Linked DNA regions of Homo sapiens: regions 1, 2 and 4 are each linked to region 3. Evidence: chromatin loops called from intact Hi-C (ENCODE). Cell type or tissue: mammary epithelial cell. All regions are shown on one strand. Region 1 overlaps MYO9B (myosin IXB). Region 2 overlaps CCDC194 (coiled-coil domain containing 194). Region 3 overlaps MYO9B (myosin IXB). Region 4 overlaps MYO9B (myosin IXB).

Region 1 (4,000 bases), 55 kb before region 3:
TAAAAAAAAAGGATCTGACCATGGGAGGCCCAGATACTCCCTTGGAGAAGGCTCCATTCAGCTGCAAAGCCTCGGGCAGAGCTTGAAGCCCGGACAGTTGCTGTGGCTGGACCCATGTGCGGGTCACACTACTCAAGGAGCTGGCTGTTTGGGTCATGGGACAAGGAAACAGGGAGGAGCTCAAGATCATGGGGCACGGAGCCAAGCAGGAAGGTGATAAGGAGGGGGCCCCAGAGAGAGATGACCTGGTCCTCTACAGAGAAGGGGGTCTGGGAAGTAGCCGGGTGCTTTTGGTGGGGGCGGACTGGGTCACCACATGAGCCTTGCTCACCTCTTGTTGTTGTTGTTGTTGTTTGAGACAGGGAGACAGGGTCTCACTCTGTCGCCCAGACTGGAGTTTAAGTGGTGCGACCATAGCTCACTGCAGCCTCAACCTCAACCCCCAGGCTCAGGCGATCCTCCCATTTCTGTCTCTTAAGGAGCTGAGACCACAGGTATGTATCACCGCACCTGGCTTTTTTTTTTTTTTTTTTGAGACAGTTTGCTCTTGTTGCCCAGGCTGGAGTGCAATGGCACAATCTTGGCTCACTGCAACTTCTGCCTCCTGGGTTCAAGCAATTCTCCTGCCTCAGCCTCCCGAGTAGCTGGGATTATAGGCACGCGCCATCACCCCGGCTAATTTTGTATTTTAAGTAGAGACGGGGTTTCTCCATGTTGGTCAGGCTGGTCTTGAACTTCTGACCTCAGGTGATCTGCCCGCCTCGGCTTCCCAAAGTGCTGGGATTACAGGCGTGAGCCTCTGTGCCTGGCCTAATTTTAAAAATTATTTTTGTCGACACGAATCTTACTGTGTTACCCAGGTTGGTCTGGGGCTCCTGGACTCAAGCAATCCTTCCATCTCAGCCTCCCAAAGTGCTGAGATTACAGGTGTGAGCCACTGGGCCCGGTCTGACCTGTTGAACTTTGAAACAGTCTCTGGAGGGTCTGATGAAACCCAGGGGGCTGGTCGGTGGGCGGGAACCACCAAGGGCTCTGCTGGTGAAGTTGACTTTCCTGGGTGCCTATGGGACTTTTTGAGGGTGAACCATCCTGTGTGATGGGGGCGTCCTGTGCACTACACGGTGTTGAACAGCGTCCCTGGCCTCCACCTACCCGATGCCATCTGGGATAACCAAAGAATGTCCCCAGAGATCGGCAAATCACCCCGGCTGCGGAGCATTGATGTACACAGACAGAAATAAAAGGGGTTGCAGGGCTGGGTAGTCGGGGCTCACTGGTCCCTTTGTCCCTTCCATAGGTTCCCATATGTGCTGCATTCTAGGTGCTGAGGGGTCCCTGCGGTCTTTCTAGGTTTCATTTCCAGCTCTCCAGAGGGTAGCTGGAGAACTGTTTTTTGTTGTTATTTGGAGTGAAACCCCCAGTCTCGAGGCACTGACTCGTCTCCTTGGATGCTCACGGGACCCTGCAGGGCCATAGTCTGGAGCTCACGCAGGAAATCAGCTTCAGCCTGGGGCCCGGTGCCTGGGCCTAGGCCCTCCTCCTTGCTCCCTGCCTGACAGCACGAAGCCCAGCCTCACCTATGTGGTCCCACGACCAGACTCTCCTCCCCAGTCACCCTCAATTCAAAGAGATCTGTCAGGGAAACCCTAAAATAACGTCCCAGGAAGGGGCTCAGAAAGCTTCCCTGCTTAACTATGAGCAGATGGCAAAGGGATGCCTGTCCTCAGGGGTGGGGTGGGGGGGACAGTCCTGTTGGTGGCCCTGGGGTGTCTGCAGCAGGAAACGGGTCTCTCTCTGAGTCAGGGTCCCCGTAGTACCTTGGTGTAAAGCCTGGTCTGTGGCAGAGGTGCCCCAGAAATGTACATTTGTACCTTAAAGAGCCACAGTGCTCACTTTAAACCCAGGGGACAAGTCTCTGCAGTGACTTCTAATATCACAGCCAGGCCTGGTGTCTTGGGAACGTAACACAGGGAACGCCTTGGGATATGAGGGGCCCCTCCCACCACCATGGCTGCCCAAGGGCTGGCTTTCTGGTTCTGCGATTACCCGATTACCCCGTGCACCAATTATCCATGCATAGAGGCTGCTCCCAGGCCCGGTGACCTCACGCGTCTGGTATGCGGTCTCAGCACACTGCGACTTTTCAAAGCCCATCTAAAAATATCCGGTTGGTGCTATTATACATCCGAGGGGGAAGTGCGGCCCAGCGCTCGCAGCGAGGGGTGCTATTGTGTTGCTGCTTGGCTGGGCTGGCCGGGGGCTCGCACGGTCTCAAAGCACAAGGGTGGCTGGTGTGCCTGGAGTATCATGTGGGGTCCAGGGTGGACAGAAGGGAGGAAGTGGGACCCCGGTGTCAACAACTATGCGATATAATCTGGCACACGCACCGGGAAGGCGGATGCCATGGTCCCCCCAGGCTATAAAACCCACAGCGCTGGACTCACTCAAAACCAAAAAACGCCTCTCCTTTAACAGAAACACATTTTTTTTTCTTTTATAATATAAAAAACATGTTTCTAATATAAGTTGTAAACTTTGGAAAAAAATTATTATCTCACTAGGTCTAGCAATCCCACTTCTGGGTATATATCCAAAGGAAATGACATCAGTACGTGGAAGAAATGCTTGCATTCTCACGTTCATTTCAGCACTAATCACAATAGCCAAGACGTGTGCATCAACAGATGAATGAATAGGCTGGGTTCAGTGGCTCACTCCTGTAATCCTAGCACTTTGGGAGGCCGGGGTGGGCAGATCACTTGAGGTCAGGAGTTCGAGACCAGCCTGGCCAACATGGCGAAACCCCGTCTCTACTAAAAATACAAAAATTAGCCGGGTGTGGTGGTGCATGCCTGTAATCCCAACTACCTGGGAGGCTGAGGCAGGAGAATCGTCTGAACCCAGGAGGTGGAGGTTGCAGTGAGCCGAGATCGTGCTACTGCACTCCGACCTGAGCAACAAAGCAAGACTCCGTCTCGAAAAAAAACAAAAAACCCCACAGATGAATGGATAAAGAAACTGTGGTTTATATACACTATGGAATAGTATTTGGCCATAAAAAAGGAGATCCTGGCTGAGCATGGTGGCTCACACCTGTAATTCCAGCACTTTGGGAGGCCAAGGTGGGCAGATCACTTGAGGTCAGTTCGACACCAACCTGGTTAACGTGGTAAAATCTCATCTCTACTAGAACAGAAAAATCAGCTGGGCATGTTGGTGGGCTCCTATAATCCCAGCTACAGGGGAGGCTGAGACACGAAAATCGCTTGAAACCGAGAGGCAGAGGTTGCACTGAGCTGAGATCGCACCACTGCACTCTGGCCTGGGTGACAGAGCGAGAGTCTGTCTCAAAAAAAAAAAAAAAAAAAAAAAAAAAACAAACAAAACGAAAAAAAAAACAAAGAGATCCTGTCATTTGCAACAACATGGATGAAGCTGAGGGATACTATGTTAATAAGCCAGGCACAGAAAGGCAAATACTGCATGATCTCACTCGTGTAGAATTTTTAAAAGTTGAACTCATAGTGGGAAAGGGGAGGAAGGGAGTGAGGGTTGAAAAGTTACCTATTGGATACAGTGTTCACTATTTGAGTGATGGGTATTTTAGAAGCCCAACCCTAACCATTACCCAATATATCCCTGTAACAAACTACACATGTACCCCCAGTCCAAAAAAAAACTCACAGAAGTAGAAAGCAGGCCAGGCATGGTGGCTCACGCCTGTAATCCCAGCACTTTGGGAGGCCGAGGCGGGCAGATCATGAGGTCAGGAGATCGAGATCATCCTGGCTAACACGGTGAAACCCCGTCTCTACTAAAAATACAAAAAAATTAGCCGGGCGTGGTGGCGGGTGCCTATAGTCTCAGCTACTCGGGAGGCTGAGGCAGGAGAATGGTGTGAACCTGGGAGGCGGAGCTTGCAGTGAGCCGAGATGGTGCCACTGCACTCCAGCCTGGGTGACAGAGCGAGACCTCCGCCTCAGAAAAAAAAGAAGTAGGA
Region 2 (4,000 bases), 310 kb before region 3:
AAGATATGTTAATGTGAAAAGCAGGAGATTGATAAGTTGTGTACTTTCTTTCTTTCTTTCTTTTTTTTTCTTTTTGAGATAGAGTCTTGCTTTTGTTGCCCAGGCTGGAGTGCAATGGCGCAGTCTCAGCTCACTGCAACCTCCGCCTCTCGGGTTCAAACGATTCTCTTGCCTCAGCCTCGAGTAACTGGAATTACAGGCGCCCATCACCAGACTCAGCTAGTTTTTTGTGTTTTTTAGTAAAGACGGGGTTTCACCATGTTGGCCAGGCTGGTCTCGAATTGCTAACCTCGGGTGATCCACCCTCCTTGGCCTCCCAAAGTGCTGGGATTACAGGCCTGAGCCGCTGTGCCCGGCCCCCGTTTTTGTGTGTGTGTGTGTGTGTAGGGCTTGGGGAGGGGACTTTTATCCAAATATCTCTGAAGGAGATGCTGGTCACAGCCTCCACCTCTGGGGAGCGAACCAGGGGTCTGGGAATCGGTGGGGGACATACTTGCACATTTCTCTATGTACCTTTTGTAAAAATTGCATTTTTAAAAACCATGCACATGTGTCACTTATTACAAATTAAAAATTAAAAATTGTTTTTAAAAATGTCTGGGCTGAGTGTGGTGGTGGCTCGTGTCTATAATCCCAGCACATTGGGAGGCTGAAGCAGGAGGATCACTTGAGCCCAGGAGTTGGAGAACAGCCTGAGCAATGTAAGGAGACCACCATCTTTACAAAAAGTTTAAAAATTAGCCAGGCGTGGTGGTGCGCACCTGTAGTCCCAGCTACTTGGGAGGCTGAGGCAGGAGAATCGCTTGAACCCTGGGGGTAGAGGTTGCAGTAAGCCAAGATCACTCCATTGCACTCCAGCCTGGGCGACAGAGTGAGACCCTGTCTCAAAAACTAAATGAATAGGCTGGGCACGGTGGCTCACACCTGTAATCCCAGCACTTTGGGAGTCCGAGGCAGGTGGATCATCTGAGGTCAAGAGTTCAAGACCAGCCTGGCCAACATGGTGAAACCCCATCTCTACTAAAAATACAAAAATTAGCAGGGCGAGGTGGTGGGCGTCTGTAATCCCAGCTACTTGGGAGGCTGAGGCAGGAGAATCGCTTGAATCTGGGAGGCAGAGGTTGTAGTGAGCCCAGATTGCACCACTGCACTCCAGCCTGGGCAACAGAGCGAGACTCCATTTCAAAAAAATAAATAAGTAAATACAAATAACAATTAGCCGGGCGTGGTGGTGCACACCTGTAGTCCCAGCTACACGGGAGGCTGTGCCAGGAGAATCGCTTGAACCCTGGAGGTGGAGGTTGCAGTGAGCTGAGATCGTAGCCACTGCACTCCAGTCTGGGTGACAGAGTGAGACCTGTTACTCAAAAACTAAGTACATAAAAATAAATTTAAAAAATTCCTAAGAGGCCGGTGTAGAGAGGGGATTGGAAGCTCTTGGAACTCTGACACCACCCCCTTTAGCCAGTCCTGCTCACGATCCTCCCATCCACCTGGGGTTTGTAGGTGCCTGATCAGGACCTTCACCTGAGAGGGGGCTCATCTGGAGGCTCTGCCTATGGGGAAAATGAGGCTGCGGGAAGGGGAGATCTAGCTGTTGTGTTCCGCCAACGGCCACCAGGGGCCGCCCCAGCCAGCAGATCCAGTTGCAGCCTCCTGAGGGCCCAGAGTTTGAGAGTCGGACAGGGTGGGTCTGAGACCACCTCCCCCGGCCCTGGCGTCAATCCAGAAGCCAGCAGGAAACGGTTCCTCCTTCTGGAGTCAGCCAGAGCTGGAAGCCTGGAGACTGGCCTCGCCCCAGCCAGGACCCCAGGGACGCAAGACCCCCTCACCACGGCGCTGTGTGGTCCAAGAACTGGCCCGTGTAAAGGGCAGGGCACAGGGCTGTCCATGGGAACTAAGTCATTGTCACCATTATGCATTTATTTCCACTGCTGGCTCCATCTTGACCATACCCGAGGGACCACTGAACATCAGTTCTGAGCCAGCCGTGGTGGCTCACTCCTGTAATCCCAACACTTTGGGAGGCCAAGGCGCACTGATCACTTGGGATCAGGAGTTCGAGACCAGCCCGGCCAACATGGTGAAACCCCATCTCTACTAAAAATACAAAAAAATAGCTGGGTGTGGTCATGGGCATCTGTAAACCCAGCTATTCCGGAGGCTGAGGCAGGAGAATTGCTTGAACCCGGGAAGCAGAGGTTGCAGTGAGCCGAGATCGCGCCACTGCACTCCAGCCTGAGCGACAGAGCGAGACTCCGTCTCCAAAAAAAAAAAAAATCAGTTCTGGGGATGGAGGGTGATAGGGAGCCATGGCAGATGTGTAAGTAGGAGGGGCACAGGCAGAACTAGTGTCAAAGAATTTTGGGAAGCGGGGAATTTGAGGCTGGAGGCTTTGAACCCCAGGGAAGTCATAAGACAAGAGTCGGTGAGTATTCGAGGTGACTTGAGGAGGGTAGGCTGAGAACTTGGTCTGCACTGAGGCTCCCTGGATGCCCAGAGAGGCAAACAGCACTTCTCAGTGAGACCTGCCTCCCACCCTACAGAGCCAGCCACTGAGCTGTCCTTGTTCTGTCTCCCTGCCTCCACCTGTCTAATGATCCCTCTTGGTCTCTGTTGATCATCTCTCTCTTTCTTTCTTTTTTTTTTGAGATGGAGTTTCGCTCTTTTTGCCTAGGCTAGAGTGCAATGGTGCGATTTTGGCTCACTGCAACCTCCGCCCCCTCAGTTTAAGTGATTCTCCTGCCTCAGCCTCCTGAGTAGCTGGGATTACAGGTGCGCATAACCACAGCCAGCAAATTTTTTTTTTTTTTTTTTTTTTTTTAGTAGAGACAGGATTTCACCATGTTGGCCAGGCTGGTCTTGAACCCCTGACCTCAGGTGATCCACCTGCCTTGGCCTCCCAAAGTGTTGGGATTATGGGCCTGAGCCACCGCACCCAGCCTTTTTTTTTTTTTTTTTTTTTTTTGAGACGGAATCTTGCTCTGTTCCCCAGGCTGGAGTGCAGTGGCGTGATCTCGGCTCACGGCAACCTCCACCTCCCTGGTTCAAATGATTCTCCTGCCTCACCTTCCCAAGTAGCTGGAATTACAGGCACGTGCCACTACACTGGGCTAATTTTTTTTTTTTTTTTTTTTGAGACGGAGTCTCGCTCTGTCGCCAGGCTGGAGTGCAGTGGCGTGGTCTCGGCTCACTGCAACCTCCGCCTCCTGGGTTCAAGTGATTCTCCTGCCTCAGCCTCCCAAGTAGACTCCCAAGGGATTACAGGCACGTGCCACCACACCTAGCTAATTTTTGTATTTTTTTTAGTAGAGATGGGGTTTCGCCATGTTGGCCAGGCTGGTCTTGAACTCCTGACCTCATGATCCGCCCGCCTCGGCCTCCAAGTGCTGGGATTACAGGTGTGAGCCACTGCGCCTGGCCAATATTTTTATTTTTAGTGGAGACAGGGTTTCACCATGTTGGGCCAGGCTGGTTTCGAACTCCTGACCTCAGGTGATTCACCTGCATCGGCCTCCCAAAGTGCTGGGATTACAGGCGTGAGCAACAGCACCCGCCCTCTGCTGGTCATCTCTTTAAGTGTCTTTCTGTCTCTGGTTATCTCTGTCTGTCTACCCCTGTCTCCAGGGCACCATCCTGGGTAATCCCTATCCGTGGCCACACTGGACCTCCCCTCCCATAGCTGGAGGGACAGGGGTAGGGGACAAAAATGGAAAGCCCACAGTGGCCTTGGCAGGAGGGGACATGGGCTAGTTGCAACCTGACCTTTCCAGCCCTCCAGTCACAGGCAAGGAAGTAGGTCCCTGTTTTTCTTTTTATTTATTTATTTATTTATGACACCGAGTTTCACTGTTGTTGCCCAGGCTGGAGTGCAATGGCGCAGTCTCAGCTCACTGCAACCTCCACCTCCCGGGTTTAAGCGATTCTTCTGCCTCAGCCTCCCCAGTGCTGGGATTACAGGCATGCGCCAGGACACTTGGCTAGTTTTGTATTTTTAGTA
Region 3 (4,000 bases):
CAAGACAAGGACCCCAGGGGTCTTCCCAAGCAGTGGGCAAGCTACCCCTTGCCCCCCATGGCACATTCACCAGGAAATTAAAGCCCCACGTGAGTACCCATACCCTGGGAATCAAAATCTCAAATGTCACCCTCCTGCCCCCGATCTCGTCTGCCCTGGAATGGGATGCAGGAGGTGGCAGACGCCTCCTCGTGGAGATGCTCTGAGCAGTGAGCCCAGGAAGATCCACAGCAAAGCCTTGAGCCTCCCACTGCTGCTGTGCTGCTGTGACTTCACTCGTGAGGAAGCAGCGGTGCCCACCTCGCAGGCAGAAGACCCAGGGCACGGCTGACTGGGGAAGCTCTCAGGTCTCCCACTTCCCCCATAAGCGAGTCCCCAGGCCAGGCAGGCTCCCGTCACAGGCTCGCCTGCTGCCGGCACCTTCACAGACCCCACTGGGCTGTTAATTTGACTTCCATGCTCGTGACTCCTGGCTGAACATCTGAACAGAGGCGAGGGCTATTTCTGTTCTCCTCAGTCTCCCCAAGGGCCAGCTCTGAGCCTGGCTCCCAGCCAATACTTCCTTTTTGCTGAAGGATTTTAAGACCTTCCAGAAACTTCTTTTGTTCAATCACTTGTGACAGCAGTTGGTCCTAAGGTCACTTGGGTCCAAGAGTGTAGTTACTTTTGGATATTCCTTGCCCCTGACCCTGGCAATACTGAGAACAGAGATATACCCCCGCCCCATGCCCTGTTTGTAAACTTCATCCTGCTTCCCCACCAGGCACACGCAGCCTTGTGGACCTGGCCCTCAACACATCCCCTGTAAAATCCCATGGGACCCACTCCGCCCTGGGCTGGGTCCTCGCCTCTTTTTTTTTTTTTTTTTTTTGAGATGGGATCTTACTCTCTTGCCCAGGCTGGAGTGCAGTGGCACAAGATCACGGCTCACTGCAACCTCTGCCTCCTGGGTTCAAGCAATTCTTCTGCCTCAGCCACCCAAGCAGCTGGGATTACAGGTGTGTGCCACTACACCCAGCTAATTTTTGTATTTTTAGTAGAGACTGGGTTTCATCATGTTGGCCAGGCTGGTCTCAAACTCCTGACCTTAGGTGATCCTCCCACCTCGGCCTCCCAAAGTGCTGGGATTACAGGCGTAAGCCACTGCACCAGGCCTCTCACCTCTCTTTAGTCACCCCTGAATGTATGAGTGTGAGATCTGGAAAACAGGGAGCGTCCAAAATTGATGTGGCCAACCAACCTGCTCACCCTTAAAGTGTTTATTTAAAGGAGTGAGAAGAGACAAAATGGACCTATTCTCTATTGACACGATCATTTCCCTCCAGGTTCCTATATTATCTAAAAATGTAAGTTGAGGCCGGGCACGGTGGCTCACATCTGTTATCCCAGCACTTTGGGAGTCCGAGCGGGCTGATCACCTGATGTCAGGAGTTTAAGACCAGCCTGGTCAACACAATGAAAGCCCATCTCTACTAAAAATACAAAAAGTAGCTGGGCGTGGTGGCGCACGCCTGTAGTCCCAGCTACTCGGGAGGCTGAGGCAGGAGAATCACTTGAACCTGGGAGACAGAGGTTGCAGTGAGCTGAGATCGCGTCACTGCACCCCAGCCTGGGTGACAGAGTGAGACTCTGCCCCCGCCCCCAAAATAAATAAACAAATAAATAAAAATGTAATTTGAATTTGTCCTTTTCTCAGTATTATGGGCTGAGCTGTGTCCACCACTCCCCTCCACAAAGAAATATTCACATATTGAAATCCTAAACCTCAGAACTTCAGAGTATGAGTATATTTGGGATTTTTTTTTTTTTTAAGAGATGGGGGTGTCGTTCTGTCACCCAGGCTGGAATGCAGTGCCATGATCATAGCTCACTGTAGCCTCAAACTCCCAGGCTCAAGCGATCTGTCTGTCTCAGCTTCTTAAAGTGCTGGGACCACAGGCATTCACCATCATGTCTAGCTAATTTTAGTATTTTTTTGTAGAGATGGGATCTTGCTATGTTGTCCAGGCTGGTCTTAAACTCCTGGCCTCAAGTGATCCTCCTGCCTCAGCCTCCCAAAGGGCTGAGATTACAGGCGTGTGCCACCAAGCCTCGCCTAGAGACAGGGTCTTTATGGGGATGATTCAGTTAAAATGATGTCATTAGGGTGGGCCCCCTTCCATATGACTGCTGTCCTCATAAGAGGAAATTTGGACACAGAGACAGGCACAGAGGGAGGACGATGTGAAGACCCAGGGGAAGACGGCTATGTATGAGCCAACAGAGAGAGGCGTGGAACAGATTCTCACAGCCCTCCGAAGGCACGAACCCTGCCAACACCTTGATCTTGAATGTGATCTTAAACGTCTGGCCTCTAGAACTGCAAGCCAATATACTTCTGTCGTTCTGGCCACCCAGCGTGCGGTTCTGTTACAGCAGCCCTAGCAAACTCAGGCACCCAGCAACAACAGTCATGAAACACCCCTAGCGGGGCTCCTTCTCTTGCACATACAGCCCTGTGCAGCAGGGCAGAGATGGGTTTTAAACAAGTGAGTCAGACAAGGATATCTTATTCATCACTCCGACGAACCCATGGGCTGAACCCTTGAATCACTACTTTATTTATCATCGGGCTCGGGCTCAGAAAGTCTCGCTGAGGAAATGAGTAGAACCCAAACTCGTCAGCTGCATTTCTGAAACATGCCTAATCTCTGAGGCTCTTTCCCAGCCACGATAGAAATTGAAAGGGAACGGGGCTCTGGGCTGCGGCGGTGGGCTGGTGTGGAGACAGAGCCCTTTGTTCTGCCACTCCAGGGACCACGAGGGCAGAAGAGAAGGGCTTGTCTTGCTTTGCCGAGAGGCCGCCTGGGGCCGTCTGAATGGCCGGCCGAGCAGGGGCAGCCTGGCACAGCTGGGCTGGGGATGCCGGGCACACAAAGGGCTGGTGGGTGGGGTGTGGGGGCAGCACCCAGAAGGGACCGTCAGTCCCGTGGCCCCAGAGCGTCTCCTCCAATCAAGGTAAAGCAGCAAAGTCACGGTCAAGGAGGGGGCCAAGCAGGGAAGGGGACAGCAAGATGGACCAAGAACAAAAATTCAGCAGTATGTGCTTGGGAACGGGCGGGCGAAAGGGCCCATGGAAGAGATAATGCAGCTTACAAAAGCGACGTTTATCCGGGGCAACCTCCAAAGTAGCTCTTGGGAGAGAATCTAATACCTCTAATCTCAGAAGAAAAGCAACAGATCATTCTAAGACGAGGACAGTTCCTCCAGAAATCCAGGTCAGTCACAAGACAAAGAAAAGACAAGGGCACCCGCTGTCCACCCTCGGGCACGTTGCCTACCCTCCCACAGTCCGTTCCTAACGGTTCCTCCTTTTTATCAAGACCCGCTCCCTCCTGATTAAGAACTGACTGGATGGCAGGATTCAGTTCCTGGTCTCTGCCCCTGTTCCCACTCTTAGTGGCAGTTCCTCAGGGGCTCCACAAACACCAAGGACCCACCAAGGCAATGATGGGCCCTAGAGGGGAACCAGGTTTTACTAATGAGCATCACATTTCACCTGGCGGGGGAGGTGATTCTGCCCCCAGGGGACACGTGGCCATGGCTGGAGTCATTTTCAGTTGTTACCCCTTGGAGGGGATGGAATACTACTGGCATCTCATGGGTGACAGCCAGGGACACTATTCCACATTCTACAGTGCACAGCCCCAACTGTCAATGGTGATGCGGGTGAGAAACGGCCCTGGAGATTTGGGTTTCCCCAGTTAAAGGTTACTAAGGATCCTGCATGTTTCTAGAAAGCTCAAGGAACCATCTCTGAAGTCATCACCTGCCTGGGCCTGTTTCTGTATCAGGAAGATAAGAACAAGGACCCTCGCACTGCCGGTTGGCAGAATGAGAGAGCTGGGATGCCCTGTACAGGCCGGGCTTCAAAGGTATCTGCTTGTGCAATCCCTTCCACCCGGAGTGGTTTAACACGTGGTATCTTTCCAGGTTTGACCTGGGGCCAGCCACTACTTCC
Region 4 (4,000 bases), 92 kb before region 3:
CCAAAGTGCTGGGATTTCAGGCTTGAGCCACTGCACCTGGCAGACCGATCTTAAAAAGCAGCTCATTGGCCAGGCGTGGTGGCTCACGCCTGTAATCCCAGCACTCTGGGAGGCCGAGCCAGACGGATCGTGAGGTCAGGAGATCGAGACCATCCTGGCTAACATGGTGAAACCCTATCTCTACTAAAAAATACAAAACAATTAGCCAGGCGTGGTGGCGGGTGCCTGTAGTCGCAGCTACTTAGGAGGCTGAGGCAGGAGAATGGCGTGAACCCGGGAGGCGGGGCCTGCAGTAGCCGAGATCGCGCCACTGCACTCCAGCCTGGGCGACAGAGCAAGACTCCGTCTCAAAAAAAAAAAAAAAAAAAAAAAAAAGCAGCTCATCACTCAAGTTTGGGGCAAAGTTGGGTGGGTAACTGTGAAGTTTTGGATCCCCAAAACAGAGCACTATTTCCTATTTCTCAGGAAAGCTTTATCCTTCCTCCTTTTCATGAAGCCCCTTCCGGAGACAGAAGCCACAGCTGATAACTGAAACTGAAGCTGAGGACGGAAGGTTGGAGCCCTTAGACCTGGGTGAGCCACTCAACCATGCAGGCCTCAGGTTGCCTCTGGGAAAAATGAGGACATAGCTTTCTGCCATCCTTCTATCAGCAACTCTATAGGGCTGGCCCAAGTCTTGAGTGGATCAGGCACACCCCCTGCCTCAAACCATCTCTGTCTAGGACGGGGGAACAGAAATGTCCCTTTGAGGCTGGGTTCCCAGTAGAGAATGCTCAGTTAAGAGAAGAGGCTGGGGCTGGGCATGGTGACTCACACCTGCAATCCCAGCATTTCATGAGTCAGAGGCGGGCGGATCACTTGAGGTCAGGAGTTCGAGACCAGCCTGGCCAACAGGGCGAAACCCCGTCTCTACTAAAAATACAAAAATTAGCCTATGTGGTGGCGGTAACCTGTAGTCCCAGCTACTTGGGAGGGTGAAGCAGGAGAATCGCTTGAACCCAAGAGGCAGAGGTTGCAGTGAGCCGAGATTGCGTCATTACACTAGAGCCTGGGCAAGAGAGAGAGAGAGAGAGACCCTGTCTCTAAAAAAAAAAAAAAAAAAAAAGAGCAAGACAGAGAGAGAGAAACAAGAGGCAAAACACTAGGAAGAGCTACATTATCACAATCAGCAAACTCCCAGGGCCAGTGGGATCAGAGGGCATCATTTGCAAAGGAGACGCCTGATGGAGTTGCTGATAGCATGCCCTGAGGTTAAATTACACACGCAGGTCGAGTTTCTGTTCAGGGTGACAGGAACACTTCAGGTAGACAGGTGGCGTTTGCACAACATAATGAATGTACTAAATGCCACTGAAGTGTTCACTTTAAGATGAACTCAGGATGTGCCCCCCTCTCGACAGTGACGCTTTTGTGGGTTCACGCCCCAGCTCCCACCTGCAGCCTTTTCGGCCCTCTCGGCCCGCAGGCGTCCGGCCTCCCGAAGCACTGCCATGGCCCGGATAGCAGCCCGGAGCACGGCCCAGCGGAACACGGCCACGGGGTCCATGCCGATGAGCTCCCGCACGTAGGAGCTGTCACTGCCCCGCAGCAGGGCCACGATGTCTGGCCGCATGTAGTCCATGTTCTTCTCCCGGAAGTCCTGGTGGGGGATGGATGTGGGCGGTCACTCGGGGATAGTCACTCACCGGCGCCTACCAAAGACCCCGGGCTGGCGCAGGAAGGGCTGACGGTGGGGTGGGGCCCATCCTAAGTGCAAATGGCAGTTCTTGAACTATGGCGCCTTGGACATTGGAGCCGGGGATTCGCGGTGGGTTCTGAGCACCCTGGAACCTCGCCCACAGGAGGATCCTCCCACATGGGCTTCTGGGCTGACTGTGGCTTCCCTCAGGCTTCCACCAGTGGTGATGGGCAGACACCTACCTTGATCTGATATTTCACCTTCCCTGCGAAGTGCTGGATGATGAAAGCTGGCTCCATGACCGGGGTGCCCAGGAAGTACTTATTGTCCTCATGTTGCTGTTTGAACTTGGCCAGCAGGGTCTGGCTCGTGGCGTGGGGGAAGCTGGGAACAGAACATGGAACCTTTGCAGGCATGAACAGCGGCTGATTTACCTGCTGTGTATTTTATCTTGCAGACCCCTGGTGCACGAGGTGGGTGGGTGCATGGGGTGGGCAGAGCAGTGAAGTGGCACAGGGCTCTGTGCACAGAGGGGTGGGTGAAGGAGTGAAGAAAGGAAGGAATGACAGTGCGCCTGCCTGCCTCATGCCGAACATGCTGGCAGAGGGCTGGGACGCTGCTATCTGGGTGTGCCTGCCTGCCTCATGCTGAACACGCTGGTGGAGGGCTGGGACTCTGCTCTCTGCGTCAGCTGGCATAGCTGCAGCCTGGTACAAGGAGGCTGAGGGTGAAGTGACGCTCTCAAGGCTTCAGGATTTTTAAAACAGAAAAATATTTGTTTCTTTGGAGACAGGGTCTCACTCTGTTGCCCAGGCTATAGTGTAGTGGTACGATCACAGCTCACTGTGGCCTTGACCTCCTGGGCTCAAGGGATCTTCCTGCCTCAGCTTCCTGAGTAGCTGGGACTATAGTACAATGTTTTTCTTTTTCTTAAGAGAAGGGGACTTGCTATGTTACCCAGGCTGGTCTTGAACTCCTGGCCTCAAGTGATCCTCCTGCCTCAGCCTCCCAAACGACTAGGATTATAGGCGTGAGCCACCGCGCCCAGCCAGGGCTGCAGAATTAACATTGAGTAGCCCAGTGCCTGAGTCTGGGTGGCTCACTCTCTTCGACCCCACATGGCTGTTTTCTAGGGGGCTTGGAGAGAGGTCGCTGACCAGGCTTGGTGGCGTCTGCAAAGTCTGTCCCCTGGGAGGTCTGGATCTGTTACCCATCGTAGGCAGCTCCTAAGAATAATCCTGGGCCTGGGTGACTTCTGGTCTTGGAGCCATTTGTACCTCAATGCCATACCTTGGACAGGGGGTCCTTCTCCTGCTCCACAGTTGGAAGAAGAGGCTAGGAGAGGAGGATGAAGCAGGGCTCTGTTGTGCTCCGGGGAGGGGGAGATTGTGGGGGCAGAATAAGGGACTCCTTGTACCTGACTGAGTCTGCCTCCCAGGAGGGAAATGATGTTGTTGGTTTGGCAAATGCTGCCTGAGCCCGGCCCCACTTTTGAAAATACAGGCAGCGGAACGCATGCCCAGATCCCAACATCGGGGGCTCCGCGTTAACGGGGCCAAGGAGGGGAGAGTCTATAGCTATGAAACATATCATTTCCAGGACTGTAAAGAGGGTATGGAGTGTAAGGCATCTGCCTTGAGTGTCCCCCAAAACCCTCAGTCATTGAGATAGGTAATATTTTAGCACAGTATTTCAGAAAATCTAAATCAATGTGCAAAAAGAAAAAAAAAATTCCATGATGAGCAAAAATAGCAAGATTTTAAAGAGACTCGAGCCTGCTGGGCCAGGCCTTGCCTCACGGGCTTCCCCTGATCTGACCCTGGGAGTTTCCTGGTTGTGATGACGTAGCTCCTCCTACTGCCGTCTCTACTTTTTTTTTTTTTTTTTTAATTTTTAGAGCTGGGGTCTTGCTCTGTTGCCCAGGCTAGAATGCAATGGTACAATCACAACTCACTGTAGCCTTGACTCTCTGGGCTCAAGTGATCCTCCTGCCTCAGCCTCCTGAGTAGCTGGGACTATAGGTGCATGCCACTGTGCCCAGCTAGTTTTTTTTTTTTTTTTTTTTTTTTTTTGTAGAGATGGGGTCTCACTATGGTGCCCAGGCTGGTCTTTAACTCCTGGTCTCAAATGATCCTCCACCTCGGCCTCCCAAAGTGTTGGAATTACAGGTGGGAGCCACCGCACCTGGCACAAATGCTCTTATCTGAACATTCTCTACCTGGACCCCAGCCTCAGAGGGATGTGTCTGTCTCCCTGACCTGGACAGGGACTAGGTTTGAGGCAGGGGATGTGCCTCATTCATTTGAGTCTCTGGCCAGCCCC

Evidence for each region. A loop is a pair of places that touch in the nucleus more often than their neighbours do. Peaks named below come from ENCODE experiments on the same cell type or tissue, not always from the same donor. Only the 100,000 strongest peaks of a DNase experiment are listed, where the experiment ranks them.
Region 1: a loop joins it to region 3, with 6 times the contacts of the local background. A loop is called at or near these places in 80 of 110 quality-filtered maps.
Region 2: it touches region 3 in a loop (5-fold over the local background); 9 of 110 quality-filtered maps call a loop at or near these places.
Region 4: it touches region 3 in a loop (4-fold over the local background); 4 of 110 quality-filtered maps call a loop at or near these places.

Annotation. Positions count from the first base shown.
Region 1 is chr19:17,133,759-17,137,758 of GRCh38, reverse strand. All of the region lies in intron 2 of MYO9B (myosin IXB), which reads right to left. Among named protein-coding and RNA genes, the nearest start is that of SNORA118, 44 kb to the right of the region's middle. RefSeq lists enhancers at 1,549-2,158, 2,159-2,767, 2,768-3,377. In mammary epithelial cell, no CTCF peak of the experiment used is centred here; a DNase peak (open chromatin) is centred at 2,098; H3K4me3 peaks cover 495 bases; H3K27ac peaks cover 1,662 bases.
Region 2 is chr19:17,383,794-17,387,793 of GRCh38, reverse strand. CCDC194 (coiled-coil domain containing 194) reads left to right here. Exons shown (of 4, transcript NM_001395222.1): 4 at 1-598. Among named protein-coding and RNA genes, the nearest start is that of CCDC194, 8.4 kb to the left of the region's middle. In mammary epithelial cell, CTCF peaks have their summits at 1,624 (motif pointing right) and 3,578 (motif pointing left); no DNase peak of the experiment used is centred here.
Region 3 is chr19:17,078,682-17,082,681 of GRCh38, reverse strand. The region is part of intron 1 of MYO9B (myosin IXB); the gene reads right to left. Among named protein-coding and RNA genes, the nearest start is that of MYO9B, 4.9 kb to the right of the region's middle. RefSeq lists enhancers at 300-849, 2,386-2,923 and a silencer at 2,936-3,035. In mammary epithelial cell, a CTCF peak has its summit at 2,435; a DNase peak (open chromatin) is centred at 2,541; H3K4me3 peaks cover 718 bases; H3K27ac peaks cover 2,204 bases.
Region 4 is chr19:17,170,398-17,174,397 of GRCh38, reverse strand. MYO9B (myosin IXB) reads right to left here. Exons shown (of 40, transcript NM_004145.4): 12 at 1,921-2,062; 13 at 1,435-1,639. Among named protein-coding and RNA genes, the nearest start is that of USE1, 43 kb to the left of the region's middle. In mammary epithelial cell, no CTCF peak of the experiment used is centred here; no DNase peak of the experiment used is centred here.